Regions from separate parts of the Homo sapiens genome. Here region 2 is linked to region 1. Evidence: read pairs that join two places in POLR2A ChIA-PET (ENCODE). Cell type or tissue: PC-3. All regions are shown on one strand. Each heading gives the region's core, and the rest is flanking DNA. Links, peaks and the distances in the headings are about the cores only.

Region 1 (2,925 bases), core at 327-2,826:
AGAGCCTAAGCTGAGTGAAGACAATGTCTGTGCAGTGGGTCCACATTGGGGATTCAGGGCCTCAGCACGGTGCAGGGAGCAACCCTGTGAGTGGAAGTGAGTAGGAGCACAGGCGCAGTGTCAGAGTTCAAGCCAGGTGAGGAGAACATTCACGTGGAAGCAGGGCATCCCGGTGGGTATAGCAGGGTGAGGAGGGAGGTCCAGGCACACGAGTGTGGACTGTCAGACTCCACCTGAATGAGGGCAGCATCAGCTTAGCAGAGGAAACTGGCATGGTGTATAGACCAAGAAGGGAATGTCTTGGCAATGCAAGCTAAGCAGGCACAGGGAGAGATGGGTGTGGGTATTCATGCAGGGGCAGGATTGTTGTAAAAAGTTTGAGCCCAAGAAAGGTAAGGAGGGTATCCATGGAAAGGGGATACCCTCAGCCCTACAAAGTGCTACGATCACAAGGGTGAGACACCATGCCTTAATTAATTAAAAAAATAATAATAAAGTGTAGTGCTGTCATCTGATTTCAAACATCGCTTTAGAGTGGGGTGAACACACCTCAACGGCACTGTGATGACAACTAAGCAGGGTCCGTGCTGGGTGTGGGAAAAGGGATAGCTAACCATCGTGGGCACACATTACTCCATGTTCTATGTAGTTGTGATGAGCTGGATATTTGTGTGCCCCCAAAATGCATATGTTGAAATCCTAACTCCCAACACAATGGCATTAGGAAGTGGGGCCTGTGGAAGATAATTAGGTCATGAGGGTGGAGCCTTTGTGCGTGTGATTAGTGCTCTTACAAGAAGTGCCAAAGGAAAATATCTTGGGCCCCCAAAATCACTAAGGAAAACTCAAGCTGGGAACTGCTTAGGGCAAACCTGCCTCCCATTCTATTCAAAGTCACACCTCTGCTCACTGAGATAGATGCTTATCTGATTTGCCTCCTTTGGAAAGGCTCATCAGAAACTGAAAAGAATGTAGGCATTTGTGTATCACCTGTCTGCGACCTGGAAGCTCCCTCTGGGCTTCGAGACTTCCTGCCTTTGCTTCAGGTTGTCCCGCCTTTCCAGACCAAACCAATGTACTTCTTACGCATATCGATTGATGTCTCCCTAAATGTATGAAACCAAGCTGTGCCCTGACTACCATGGGCACATGCCGTCAGGACTTCCTGAGGCTGTGTCACCGGCTCATCCTCAATGTTGGCAAAATAAACTTTCTAAATTAACTGAGACCTGTCTCAACTTTTCAGGGTTCTCAGAAGCAACATGAGAGCACTCTCTCTGTTCTCCACCATGTGAGGATCCAACAAGAAGGTGGCCATCTGCAACCCACAAGAGGACCCTCACAAGAACCCAATCACGTTGGCACCCTCATCTCGGACTTCCAGCTTCCAAAACGGTGGGAAATAAAATTCTATTTTTTATAATCCACGAGGTTTATGGTATTTGGTTATAACAGCCCAGACTCTCCTAAGAAGGTGACCATGGAATGTAGGCCCTCTACTTTCTCTCAAGGGTGACATGTCAGTATGTGAATCCTGGAACTGTGATGGCTATGTCGTGATGCGGAAAGGTAACCTGAAAAGAGAGCCAACTTAGAAGAGTGTAGGATTTAAAACTATTAACAGCAGAGATTTAGAGCTCTGGCCATGATTGTACGGAACCTAAAACTGCTCTCTCTTTAAACTACTTGCTAATGGAGGCAAGACACTCCTTTATTATTTAAACAAGTAGATCTTGGTGTTCTGATATTGTAATAAAAACATTTGAATTGGTAACATACCTTTACTCCAAAGTTAGCGCATATCATTGCCAGTGAGTCTGCTAGCAGCTCTGCACATGGTAAATAGGAGAGACTTATATTCTGGGTTATTGGAAACAACAGGTAGGATTATTTACAGATAAACAGTGTAGAAATCGGAGCTTGGAAGCTTCCTCTTAACCGGGAGAAAGCCATAGCCCAGCTTTACGATTTCCCATTGGGTCTCATGTGGGACTACAGACAAGAGCCTCAGGGTCATTCCACCAGTTAAATAAAGTTTCTTTCTTTTTCTTTTTTTTTTTTTTTTTTGAAAAGGAGCCTTGCTCTGTCACTCAGGCTGGAGTGCAGTGGCACAATCTTGGCTCACTGCAACCTCCGCCTCCCGGGTTCAAGCAATTGTCTTGTCTCAGCCTCTCTAGTAACTGGGACTACAGGCACCTCCCACCACGCCTGGCTAATTTTTTATTTTTATTTTTATTTTTTATTTTTAGTAGAGATGGGGTTTCACCATATTGGTCAGGCTGGTCTCAAACTCCTGACCTCAGGTGATCCACCCACCTCAACCTCCCAAAGTGCTGAGATTATACGTGTGAGCCCCAAACCTGGCTTAAAGGAAGTTTCTTTATTTTTATTTATTTATTTTTTTTGAGACAGAGTCTTGCACTGTTGCCTGGGCTGGTGTGCAGTGGCGCAATCTTGGCTCACTGCAACCTCCGCCTCCTGGGTTCAAGCAATTCTCCTGCCTCAGCCTCCCGAGTAGCTTGGATTACAGGCGCAGGCCACCACACTGAGCTAATTTTTTTTTTTTTTCGTATTTTTAGTAGAGACGGGGTTTCACTATGTTGGCCAGGCTGGTCTCAACTTCCTGACCTCGTGATCTGCCCACCTCAGCCTCCCAAAGTACTGGGATTACAGGCGTGAGCCCAGCCAGTGAAGTTTCTTAAATGTTCATAATTAATACAAAGCATAAACTTATTACTACCATAGCTATATAGTTTAGGTGTGATCCTTATATAAGTAACAAAATGAAGTTAATAAAAAGAATTTTGTTCAAATAAGAATAATATATGAAAAAATGAGGCAAGATTAAAAAAAACAGCTGTAGGGTAAGAAGAATTGAAGCTGGGGAAGCTAGAATTTCTTAGCAAAGCAACTGTCAAGTTTACC
Region 2 (2,925 bases), core at 125-2,624, 84 kb before region 1:
ATGAATTCTAATTTCTGTTTTGCTATTGTGTATCTTATGTAAATGGTACAGTCTATTAACCTCTGACCTTTAACTCATTTTTATACATAAGAAAGGTGACACTCAGAATTGAGGTCTCTCTGCAGATAATGCAGACTAAACAATACCACGTGACAACATTATTATTATCTTTTATTTTCATAATATTTCTTGCAAAGTTATTGTCAGTTGTCTCTACCATCCACTCTGCTTTTCCTGTATAGCTGAAAAGGGAAGCAATGGTGAATATTTAGCCTTAGGACTGAATTAATGATACTAAAGTTTAACTTTTCATAAGAAGCACCTGGAACAATTGTTTCTATGTAGTATTTTTATATATTTTATACAATATAATTTATATAGTATATATTATATAATAATCTTAGAAAATATATTCCTGGCATCTACTGACAGAAATTTTGATTAAATGCCTCCAGAGTAGAACCAGGAATCTGAGTTTTGATACACCTCCATAGATTCCAGTGTAGTTATCAGCCAGACTGAAATAAACACTGAATTTAAAAGAACTATACCCCAACTCACTTTATGTTCAATACATTTAATTTCAGTACCCAAAGCAAAATGCATGTAATATATTAAAATACCATATAAAAATTGCATAAGAAATTTATTTTAAAATTGCATAAGAAATTCATTAAACTGTTTCATTTTCTTGTTAATTTGTAAGAAGGGAAACACAAGGGAAGAATATTTAAGTACCAGAACAGAATGATGGAAGAGAAACAGAAAACCAGATCATCCCCTGGTATTTCTACAGACCTGTCATTCTGTGTGTGTGTGTGCACTTAGAATTCATTTTGCCTTGTAAAAGCTGTCATTTAAACACAGTGTCACCTCTGAGAACCATCAAAGGCAGTATCCTTGACCACAGCTTAAATAGAATAGGAATTGTTGCCTGAAACTGCTCTGAGCACAGAACTAATGCATGCAGTTCAACTGAGGATGCCACATTACTCCAGAAACCAAAAGAGGGTAATGACCCCTTGCACAAGGGACAATGTAACAGAGATAATATCTTTGAAAGTTTTGTTTAGGAAACAAATCACTAATCTAGAGATGGTGGTGGCCAGCCTTAATAATCTGTGGAAGGGAGGAACATATGGAATCATTAAAGAAAAGCAACAGCTAGAAAAGGTAGATTTGTCATTTCTGCAAGAAACATATTGACAACAGCTGTTTATATGCATTTTAACCTTGACTCATTGCTAAAAGAAGATTTAAAGAAGAAAAAATTTGGCTTTAAGATGAAAATGGTCCAAAGGAATTCAAAGTCATATCTTTTATCTGAGGGATAAGAAAAAGAGAATGCGGACGTTGTTCCTTGTGACCACAGCCACCACCCCCATCAACTTGCCAAGCACAGAGTAAATACAGGAAGTGAGCTGTCCAATAGTCTGAATTTCAGACATCATTGCCTTATAGTGCCTTACCCATGAGGGCACCACATCTTTATCTTAAGCAAATTGAAAGGGACTATGGTAGGGTAGAAGCACAAGGGGTAACATGGAGAAGGGAGAGAGAAGACTGCAACAGTCTTTTCATATAATAATATAGTCTCTTCAGTGATGTCCAAAGGATGTAAGGATATAAACAAGCTTTTGATTTTTGCAAAAAGAATGTTTCATTGCTCTCCAGCATGGGACACTCACTGGGATAGACCCTCCCTCCTCCCCCACGAAAAAGAAGAAGAAAAAAAGAATATACAGAGTTTGGGAAGATGCTGTATCATCTACTTAGGAGAGCAATAAACTGTACTGTTTTGGACAATAAGTACTTAGTGGTGACAAAAGGACAATATTTTATGTAGAAGTAACTTGCAGCAGACAGTTAAGAGGAATAAATGAGGACACTGTGTTGTCTTTACTGTACGTGAATAGAAATAAGTTAAATAGAAATTAAGTACTTTCCTTTGTGACCATTGCTACCACTAATTGGCTTAAGACATAAATGAAAGAATAAATGAATAATTGAACGTTAAACTTACCATTGAATATAAACTTAAATCAATAAAGAACTATTTACATTTACTCTTCAGAAAAATTAGAGTGCTTGAAACTATTCACAAAATAAAAAGTTTGTTTTGTTTTTAAGTTTGTAAAGACTCTCTCACTCCAACTTCTTATGTCTTTTCACCTCTCCTACCACTTATCCTTGAAAGAATTCAAGATCTTGACAAGTGATTAAAAAGAAAATCAGAAACTTCCCCCTTTGTCAAATCTTCCTTAGTAATTATTCTCTCTTAACTTCATAAAAATATATGGTTATTAACTGCTATAGTACAATAACAAAACTATACATGAAACTAACCAACACTGGTCTTGGGCAAGTTATCAAATTTCATTATGCTTGTCTTGGTTCTCCTGGCCTCTTGCCTTTCTATAGTCTTTTTATTTTTCCTCACTACCTCCTGAATTGGGTATCTCACTATCAGCTCTGCTGAACCGGAATTCACTTGTGTCTTTCATCTACGAACTTAATCCTGCTAGTCCTGACCAGGACAGGCAGCTTCACTTTGTGAATGGGCCGAATCTTGCATTTGTCTCATTGCCTAGAAAACTGTCTTACTATTCATGGGGTGTACCCACCACTTGCAACCTTTTTCCCAAACTTAACCTCATTGACCCGGGTCTTATAACTGGCTCCTTCTTGGGATTTCACATCTCTTTAGCATGAAGTAAAACACAACCCCGGTTTGACTGACTAGGCTTGAGTCATCAGAGGGCTGACTTCTGATTAATTGGCCGAAGAACTGCTATGAAAGGATTAATCACATACAAACAGGTTGTCACCCCTTGACTGGCTTTAATTGTTATTCTTGTGACTTCTGATGCCTGGGTCTCCCTGGGATGCTCTACAGCCTGGCCTTGGCTTACTTCCCATCCCCAC

The links. ChIA-PET counts read pairs that join two places held together with the same protein. Peaks named below come from ENCODE experiments on the same cell type or tissue, not always from the same donor. Only the 100,000 strongest peaks of a DNase experiment are listed, where the experiment ranks them.
Region 2: POLR2A ChIA-PET joins it to region 1 with 8 read pairs; 2 of 35 experiments call an interaction of 5 or more read pairs at or near these places.

Annotation. Positions count from the first base shown.
Region 1 is chr7:16,511,302-16,514,226 of GRCh38, forward strand. No RefSeq gene overlaps it. Among named protein-coding and RNA genes, the nearest start is that of LRRC72, 14 kb to the right of the region's middle. RefSeq lists an enhancer at 651-1,152. In PC-3, for the core only: no CTCF peak of the experiment used is centred there; no DNase peak of the experiment used is centred there.
Region 2 is chr7:16,427,537-16,430,461 of GRCh38, forward strand. All of the region lies in intron 2 of LOC105375168 (a long non-coding RNA gene), which reads left to right. Among named protein-coding and RNA genes, the nearest start is that of CRPPA, 7.5 kb to the left of the region's middle. In PC-3, for the core only: no CTCF peak of the experiment used is centred there; a DNase peak (open chromatin) is centred at 1,385; H3K27ac peaks cover 1,021 bases.